2 separate regions of the Homo sapiens genome follow, and region 2 is linked to region 1. A link is a contact called in ENCODE Hi-C or POLR2A ChIA-PET data. All regions are on one chromosome and are shown on one strand. The core of a region is the stretch at or near the end of the contact, and the rest is flanking DNA. Distances in the headings are between cores, read along the strand shown. Region 1 overlaps NFIA (nuclear factor I A). Region 2 has its middle 120 kb from the start of TM2D1.

The links. A loop is a pair of places that touch in the nucleus more often than their neighbours do. ChIA-PET counts read pairs that join two places held with the same protein, here RNA polymerase II (POLR2A). Pooled maps may share reads with other maps.
Region 2: a loop to region 1 is called in a map of ascending aorta, with 2.1 times the contacts of the local background. The contact joins two enhancer-like sites. A Hi-C loop is called at or near these places in 1 of 168 maps with a recorded cell type or tissue (ascending aorta) and 1 of 50 pooled maps. POLR2A ChIA-PET finds 5 or more read pairs at or near these places in 1 of 52 experiments (T-cell).

What each region holds. Positions count from the first base shown.
Region 1 is chr1:61,182,520-61,186,940 of GRCh38, reverse strand. All of the region lies in intron 2 of NFIA (nuclear factor I A), which reads right to left. Among named protein-coding and RNA genes, the nearest start is that of NFIA-AS1, 69 kb to the left of the region's middle. Within about 2 kb of position 2,645, at least 29 of the 41 ENCODE cell types and tissues checked have a DNase peak (open chromatin) inside an H3K27ac peak, as active enhancers do; they include ascending aorta, where a contact is called at or near this core.
Region 2 is chr1:61,604,641-61,609,061 of GRCh38, reverse strand. No RefSeq gene overlaps it. Among named protein-coding and RNA genes, the nearest start is that of TM2D1, 120 kb to the left of the region's middle. RefSeq lists an enhancer at 1,722-2,921. Within about 2 kb of position 2,466, at least 15 of the 41 ENCODE cell types and tissues checked have a DNase peak (open chromatin) inside an H3K27ac peak, as active enhancers do; they include ascending aorta, where a contact is called at or near this core.

The sequences.
Region 1 (4,421 bases), core at 1,396-3,895:
GATGTCCTAAGAGTGAAAATGTACGAGATCCCAGCACTGACATTTAATAGTTATATGACCTTGGGCATGCCACATAACCTCTCTTTGGCTCACTTTCCTTCTCTGTAAAATCAAGGTGATAACAGTACTGTTTCATAAGGTTGCTGTAAGGATTAAATGAGAGAATATATGTAAAACAGACTCTGGTGCATTAGTAAAAGAAGTACATAGGTATCCGTTGCTATTATTTTATTATTATCTCTAGGGGACATATTTTTACCTAAAAAGAAACTTAATCTGTCTCAAATGCTACTTCCTATAAGGCATCTTTGCTGTCTACTTAACAGAGGCAATTGCTCCCTCTTTTATAATTCTTTAATATTCTGTTCACATAATGTGAGAGGTCTTGGCACAATGTATGGTAGGTAACTTACCTATTTACATACATGTCTCTTCCACTGACTGAACGATTTAATGGACAGAAGCGTTTCTCATCACAGTTGCACGCCCATTGCCTAGTACTGAGCCGCCACACTGCCATTAATTAATAGCAGTGGCAGCAAAAATAACAGTAAGTTAATACTTGTGTGACCAGAATTTTACAACATATCACATTTAATCTTCACAATAATCCTATGATGTAGAAAGTGTTTTTACATCTCACTTTTACAGAGGTTCTGAGTGGCTGAACCACCTGCGGCAGTTCATACAACTAGTCAATGGCAGAGCCAAGACTCAAGCACAGGCAGACGGATGGCTCACAGCTCTGTCTTCTCCCAACCAGTGTGCTCCACCGACTCTCAATGGAGCACTGAAAACATTCGTTTAACAATGTATTTTATAATACAATTCTTATGAGTATAGGTAATAAAATGTAGGATTGAGTAAAATTTAAGGTAAATGAAATATTTTGGAGTATTCTAACTTGCCCAACATTTTATTCCCAATGTGATTAGGAAAAGTGCAAAAGGTAGAAAAGAAGGTAGTAAACGTAGTTTGCATCCTTGTGGGACTGACATCATAGTGCAAAAGATAAATAAATAAAATGAGTAATCAAATAAATTAACAAGAGCATTTCAGACTGTTATTAGTATTATGGAAAATATAAACAGGAAGGACAATTTTAGACAGAACACTCTTTTACAGGGCTATTATTCGAACTGAAAGAACTGAAAGGTAAGAATAAGCCAGCCACAAAAGGAGCTGGGAAAAATGCATTCTAAGCAGACAAGTAGCAAATGGGATGGCAGGTTCTGAAAACTGAAAGGAAACCAGTATGGCTGGAGCATCTAAGGAGTCACGGTTAAAAAAAAAAAAAAAAAAAAAGTGGGGTTAGAAAGGTAGATACAGAAGCCAGACAGATCATGCAGTGTCTTTGCAGGCCAATGCAACAAGTTTGGATTTTATTCTAGATGCATAAGAAAACATTGGAGGTTCTTACGCAGAAGAGTGATATAAACTAACTAACTTCTTTGAAATACCACTCTGGCTATGGTGTGAAGGAACAAGAATGGAAAAAGAGGGAATACTCAGGATTACCCAAGTAGTCTGGGTAAGGATGATGGTGGCTTCAACTGGAGATATTCCCCTTTTTTTCCTTTTGATTGACAAATTTCCACATAAAAACTAGAAATGCATTTTATACTTATTCCAGTTGTTTATTCAAATTCAATTTCTTTAGGGCTCAGAAGACTACTACCTATCTTCTTTAACGTCTTCATTATACATATGTGGAAACAGGTATAGTGGGCTTACATAACTTGCTAATGTCACAAGAGTAATTAACAGGAAGATTTGACTCACTTAACACATGTCAGGGTGCAAAGATAAAGCATGTAAGTTTAAAAAGTTTTCTGTTACCCCCCAAAAGCCTGCCAAATTTTCATATTTGGAATTTGCAGCTATCCTTAGACATTAAAACCTTTTAAAAGTGTTTAAATCTCACATTAGTTCTCATATTAACGTTAAGCAGTCCAGCATTCTGCTCAGACACAGAGATGGAACTTTCAGGGTTAAAAGAATGTAAGTCAAGTCAGAGAACTGTGTGTTATGTCTGGGAAAAGTTCATAGAAGTAACTTTAAACTCCTCTGTTTTCTTTCAGTTCCTTCCTTCGTGTTCATGTGCAAATTATACCTTACTCTCCAGGTTGCATTTTACCATTTTCCTCTCGTTTCTCTAAGAAAGCTCCCCAAAGTGACAATGCTTTTTTAAAAGGGGCCAGTATGAAGTTCCTCTGAGTTCCTGCTCTCTTGGAGCACGGCTCCTATCACACAATAATGTGTTATTTTGTTGAATTTTGGCATCCTTCTAGCTTGTTTGGTCAGAAGCCAAAAAATTAGAGTGTGTCGGTCCACCAGTTTCTCAGCAGAGAAGCTCTCTTCTCACCCAGCGAGTGTGCTGTACCCTTGGCCTCTGGCCAAGAAGGGAAATCCATTTTACATAAAGAATGCACAAAGCTCAAGTGCTCAGAGACTTTTTACCTACTAAAATAACTTTATGGACAAATGCCAGTCTGCTAGACACATTCAGCAAGAACATTTGGCATGCAAAACAAGGTAAAGTACTCTGTGGAGGTAGCAAGTTTTTTAGAAACAAGGAAATGGCTGTGCGTGCCCTCGTGGCATGTCACGTGGCTTGGCACTGCCGGCTGATTGGCTGCGGCCGAGTAAATACAGCCGCCATGTAAGGAGCGGAACGTCGCCCTTCACTGGCTCCTTAAAATGGCGGCCTGAACCCACACCAGGAGAAGCAAGCCGAGTCCCATTCTCAGTTTCCCCTCTGAAGTTTTTTGTTTTTTGTTTTGTTTTGTTTTTTTGGGTTTTTTTTTTTTTTTTTGGTTTTTTTTCCCCCCCCCATAAACCTTACGGATCTGAGTAGAAACAGATTTCTCACAACTTGCTTCTCCGGCTCAATTTCACAGTTCGGCATACACTCAGGCACTGTCAAAAGCTTGACAATGTTCCAGGGAAAATATTAACCGTAAACTTTCCAAGAGGAATTAAAGGAGCAGGCAGAAATGTCAGGACGTCCTCTCTTTTGAAAGCACATCCCAAGTTTGCGCACGTGTACGTTTTGGAGAGAAGCACATGCAGCAAGCTCAAATGACATCCAGTATGGTCCCACTTTACCATGTCACGGTGGAAAGGGAAGGGGAAAAAAAGGACATATCCTCTTTGGCTAAAAGGCACGGAGGTCTCTCCCTCTCCCTCTCAGGCCTGACCAGTTGAACACTGCACACTCTGATGTATAAATATTTGCCTCTGGCTAAAGTTCAAGCAGCCCTGTGTGGCTGCCAGACACAACAGAAAACCAACATCCAAGGGAAAGTGTTTACTGCAGTGGGGGCCAAAGGAGCAAGTGCCAGCAAAAGATCACATCTGATTGGCCAGGCATGTCTGTGGTGTTACCATAAAGCACCTGGCCACTGGCCACTGGTCGCTGGGGTGTTCCCACCCTTTTAGTGATGGTTATGTTCTTTAATGCACAGCCTTGCCACAGTTAACGCAAGACGAAAAGACATCCTGATGGTTTATCGGTGTTCCTCCAGAGCAAGGGGCTTGAATGAGCCAAACCACCCTGCCACCACTACTGCAAAACAAGCATTTGCTCCTTGAAACTACCTAGATAAGACCTGTGACCTTTCTGCATGGCTCCCACCTTCTGACGTGCACGCCTCCTACAAACCTCCCAATTCCCATCCCTAGGTATTCTATAATTCTGTAGTCCATAATTCTATAATTTAAGCATCTCTGAAATTCCTGCAGTAAAAGAAATTAAAAGAAACCTCTGATAGGTGGCTGCAACAAAATATTTTAAAGTAATGGATCCTCCCAAGTCTCCCTCCAAGAACCAAAATATACACTGTGCCATTTTACCAGTACTATAGTACTGAAACAGGTAGAAATAAGAGAAGCTGCCCATCAAAAGATTACGATCTCTAATTAGGATAAAGGAAGTAAATGAAAACAGGTCTTGAAAAAAATCTTTTTGGAAAACTTGCAAGTATAGTTAATGCTAAGCATGTAGCTGTCAGGGCAAAGCCTTTTCATGGTTTTCAATATTCGGGGAAAAGGTTGACTACAATCATAAGTAATAATATTTTTAAATCACTGTCATTCATATAACATTTCTATCTTCATAAACAATAATTAAACTTTTCCCTAATGCTGCAAATGAAATGTCTCTTTTTGGCTGAACCAAAAAGCTATACAGAAAACTGGACAAAAACTTCGGGGAATATGAAGAGAAGAACTTATTTTAAGTAATTTTTTTGATATTATGGAACAATAACTTAGGTAAAGCAAGCCAAACTGTTATGATTTCATCTGTTTCAAATAAAATACACATTTGTTTAACGGAAACATTTGCTGTTTGTTGAAAATAAAGATTTTACGTCCCTACACAAATTACAGTTCTAACTTTGAAAATTCTTCAAGGTCCT
Region 2 (4,421 bases), core at 1,217-3,716, 420 kb before region 1:
TCTCTGGAGTCTCAGCTGCCGTCTCCTGACTCCACCATCAAAAAGGCCGGTTATCCCATGGCCCAGCTTCTAGATTTCCCGGCTAGGGGTCAGAATACAAGCCATGGTGGTATCTGCCAACATGTTACTCTCTCCATGTGGTGCAATGGAAACCCCTTGCACATGGCTTGAAATGAACGTGGTAGATCCCTGCATTGTTAACTCCCCATCTTCTGCCAACTCACATATAAACCCCTTTATAGAAAAGTGTAGGAACTCAAAGTGCTGTTCAAAAAGTCCTAGATTATACCTGCCACTTAGAAAAAGAGAAGCCTGTCAATTTTACAGTCACTAAGTATGCTTTCTACTTAGTTGTTGCAAGGTCAGAAAGACCCACTTATCCAATTAGTGGGGACATGAGACAGTGATGGCTCTGTCTTAAAATAGATAGAAAGGATGATGCTGGGAAAAGAATTCTGACCCTAATTTAAGAAAGATGCTATTAAAATAATGAGTCAGTGTTTCAAATGATGTATCTAAGGAGATGTTCTAGCCAGTCTTGTAGGTTCTGTTCTTAAGAGCGAGATCTCTTTAACAGAGACCACCAGGAAGAGTGAAATGCAAGGATGGAGAGCTCACTTGCTCACAATGACATCAATCTTAGAACTTTTATACTCACCAGGGAAATTTCTTTGCTGAAAAAGTGTTAGATGGAAGAACAGTAGAGGTTACTCAGGCAGTAGTTATTACTGTTGTTTTCAATCAGCTTTCTTAGGTTGAAAGTATGAATGAATTTTTTCTGTATGAATAAAGAACACTTATTTGCTAAAAAAAATTAGCAATTTTTTTTGAGGAGTCTCATGCATCAGGCACTGAAGAAAGAATAGTAAAGAAGATATTAAAAGGGGACTTATAGACTATTAGTAGAAGAGAATGTTAAGAATATACTTAAAGAAATCTGTAGCATCACCTGTAGTATTTTTCCAATAAATTTGCCTTGAAGAACAGTGATTTTGTATTTTACCTCTTAATATACAGGCTACAAGACAATCTCAATTCAAAAGACAGTGAAAATTATAATAATAATGCCATAAATTATAACTGTAATAATAATTTTATTTTGTAAGTAATATTTATCGAGCACTCACTATATACTAGACTCTATGCCAAGCACATTTGTAGATTAGTTTATTTAATTTTTATAACAACACTTTTAGATAAGTTTATTATTTTTCTGTTTTTATAGACGTGAAATTTAAGGCACAATCATGGGATGGCAGTCTGATTCTTAACCATGGCTTCATGCAATCTGGGAGTGAAAACACTGCACGGATTCCCTCAGCTGTAGATGGAATCAGTTGTAAATGGGATCTGTCCTCAGGCGATTAGAGCAGCTAGCCCAAGTTTTCTTGGTTACAAGGGAAAGGCTTCTGGCGCTCACCTCGATTTTGTGATTTTTCATGTGTGTAAATGATAAGAATCTACTAGATTTTCTCCTAGAGCACATTTGTTCCATTAGTATTATCACCTTGGCCTGCTTTGTGTTTGAAAAATCAGTGACATCCTGTTGTAAGCTTTCATCTTGCTTCCCTCATATGAAATCGTACTCAGAGCAGCGAGGCATTTGAAAGCAATGAACTTCAGGGAATTGTCTAGGCATCTGGGAATAACAAAGCCTTCGTGAAATATTCTCACTGCCCGTGGGCTATGTGAGCCCCAAATGCATCACACCCTTTACAAGGGAGCCTCTTCCTTGCCTGGCAGAACTGAGATCCGCTCCAAGAACACTTCCTTGACTCTAGCTGGTGCCCACTGGTGCTCTATTGGTGGTTCCAAAACCTCCTCTTTCAGAGGCAGAAAGAAGCTCATGGTTCCACGGTGGGGTGCCAAGTACTTCACCCCACTGCTACGTACTTGACCGCATGGAGATGAATTTCAGGAATATCTGCTAGGAAAGAAAGACAGGACCTCATGCTGAGAGAAAAAGTCCCCCAAGTTGAGTTGGCGCTCTGGAAAACAACTGGATATGTCATTAGTCTTTATTACAGTTTCCACAGACTAAAAAAATTGTTTATAAAACAAAAGCAGCCTACAATTTGGTATGGTAACATTTTTTAGAATTTTGTTTTTGCACAGCAGAAAACAGGGCCGATGTGGTCATGGTGGAAATGAAGCCAGTTCTGTTACCCCAAAGCACCTCTCCTAAAACACTAATCTGAGTAAGCCAGGCCCGACGTTGCCAGGAACAGCCGGCAAGGCTCTTTGGAGAGACTTCCGGGACAAAACGCTCCAAACAACCACAGCAAAGCCCCACACCATGCAACAACTTGTACATGGCACACCCAGGCTCTGATGGCTCACATTTTTAGAAGTAGAAGAAAATCTACCAGTTCCCCTCCTTTCTTCCATTCCAGTGGGAGTTAATCACAGTTGTTATTTCCTGGACAGTATCTTGGTATACATGATTCTCGCCTTTCCTCTACCACGAAGACGTCCTAGGCAAATGGAGACATCTCTCTTGTTTGCAGTTCTTTGGTTCTCAGTCAGTGAAATATGCCAAGTGAAACATCCAAGTTTCCTGCTCGATGCTTTGGGCCAGATCATGTGAAAACTAAAGAAAATCCATGTTTCCTGGCTTGGAGAACAAGAGTAACCAGCTACTTATTAATCGCAAAGGAAGTGTTACAAAAAGGTTAGACTCATGGTGAGAAAGCAAAACTGTTTAGGAAATCTATTAAAATTTGGGGGTTGGGAGACCTCCTTTTGGTTTTTTCTTCATTTTCCATGTGACTAGAATAATTTATTTTTCCCTTTCCTGTCATTCTGAAATTAAATTCAGAAGTGCCTGCCGCAAGCAAGAAATTTTAGGGAACGTTCTTATATTTTAGAGGCTACTGTACTTTGGAAACTATTTGGATAGTTCTTACACCTATATTTTCTCAGGAAAATAAAAATAGATTCTTCATTTGTCTGATTCATTCAATGGCATGATGACTCAGGGCTGAACAAGGACAGACAAGTCTCTTGCCCTCAGCAATTTGTATGTTATAAGTGGGGGAGATATACAATCAACTTGTAAATTCAAAAATCTATAATTTAATTTCCAACAGCAATAACACTTTAAGGAAAAATAAGGCACTATATTAAGATAAGGATATAGAAAATGAATAGGTAAGGTGATTAGAGAAGACTTCTTGGAGGAGAAGATACCTGAGCAGAAAGACTGGAAGGAGTGAGCCATACATAGTTCTAGAGGAAAGGCATTCCCTAGACAGGCAAAGCCAGTGGCTGATGCCAGTGTGGAAGGGGAAGTGGTGGTGTTTGAGATTAGAAAGGTAAGCAGAGACCAAAGCCTGTAGGCTCCCGTTTAGCATGACAAGGCATTTATATTTTATTCCAAGTGTCATGGGAAGCTTTCGGGAGACTTTGTTTATTGTTAACTTGTTCTCTACTCAGTTCCAAAAAGAGGTAGAAATACTTTTATTTATTTATTCAGCAATTATTTATTGAGTATTAACCATATATCACCTGGGTTCAGTGCTAAAAGAGTTGTGACCTCTGTAACCAAATGACAGAATAAGAAAATAACATGAACAACTAGAAAAAAGTAGAATGTGGAAAGTTCCAGAAGAGAGGGAAAAATACTACTACTACTACTACTACTACTACTAATAATAATAATAATAATAATAATATAACAAGAACATGAACTACAAATATCAATGGAGTCCTTTTTGTGTATTCGGTACTCTATGTATTATCTCATAATGACTCAGTGTCTTATGTACTATTATTATTATTCTCTGAAGTCAGAAAAGCAAAGTAATACTATAGGTTAGAAAGTGAACAAGTCAAGAAGTCAGGATTTGAATCCAGGGTTGTCTGATTCCAAAGCACAAGGTTGACCAACTTAGAGGAAGGAGCTAACGAGATAAGCAATTGTGTTCTCCAATATTTCCTGAAAATAACAATGATCCTAAGTTTGGGAAACTCAATATGTATAGCTGCTGCTCATAGGAATAAAATATTTTATCTACTGCATGGGGGCCAGATTGATTTCAGGTATATATTCCAAAATTAAACAAGTATGGCATTGTAAAGATGAGTATTAATTTCTTTAAAAAATGATTACAAAACATTGCAAGGAAAACCGCCCACAAACTGTTATTTTTACTTCATGAAGCATGTTGCAATCTGTAATAACTGTGTCCTTTTTGTCCTTTCCTCATTTTTTTCTTTCCTCCCCCACTGTACTGTAGTCACCATAAGGGTAAAAACTAGGTCTTTCTTCCCCATGGTATCTCCAGAGCCTAACACAGTGCCTCAAACACAGTAGGGGCTCAATTACTATTTGTTGGATGAATGAATGAATGAAACTTCATTTCATTTCTTTGCAAGGCCTGCTTTTACTGCCATGTGGCACTCCAGATAGCATGCAGAGA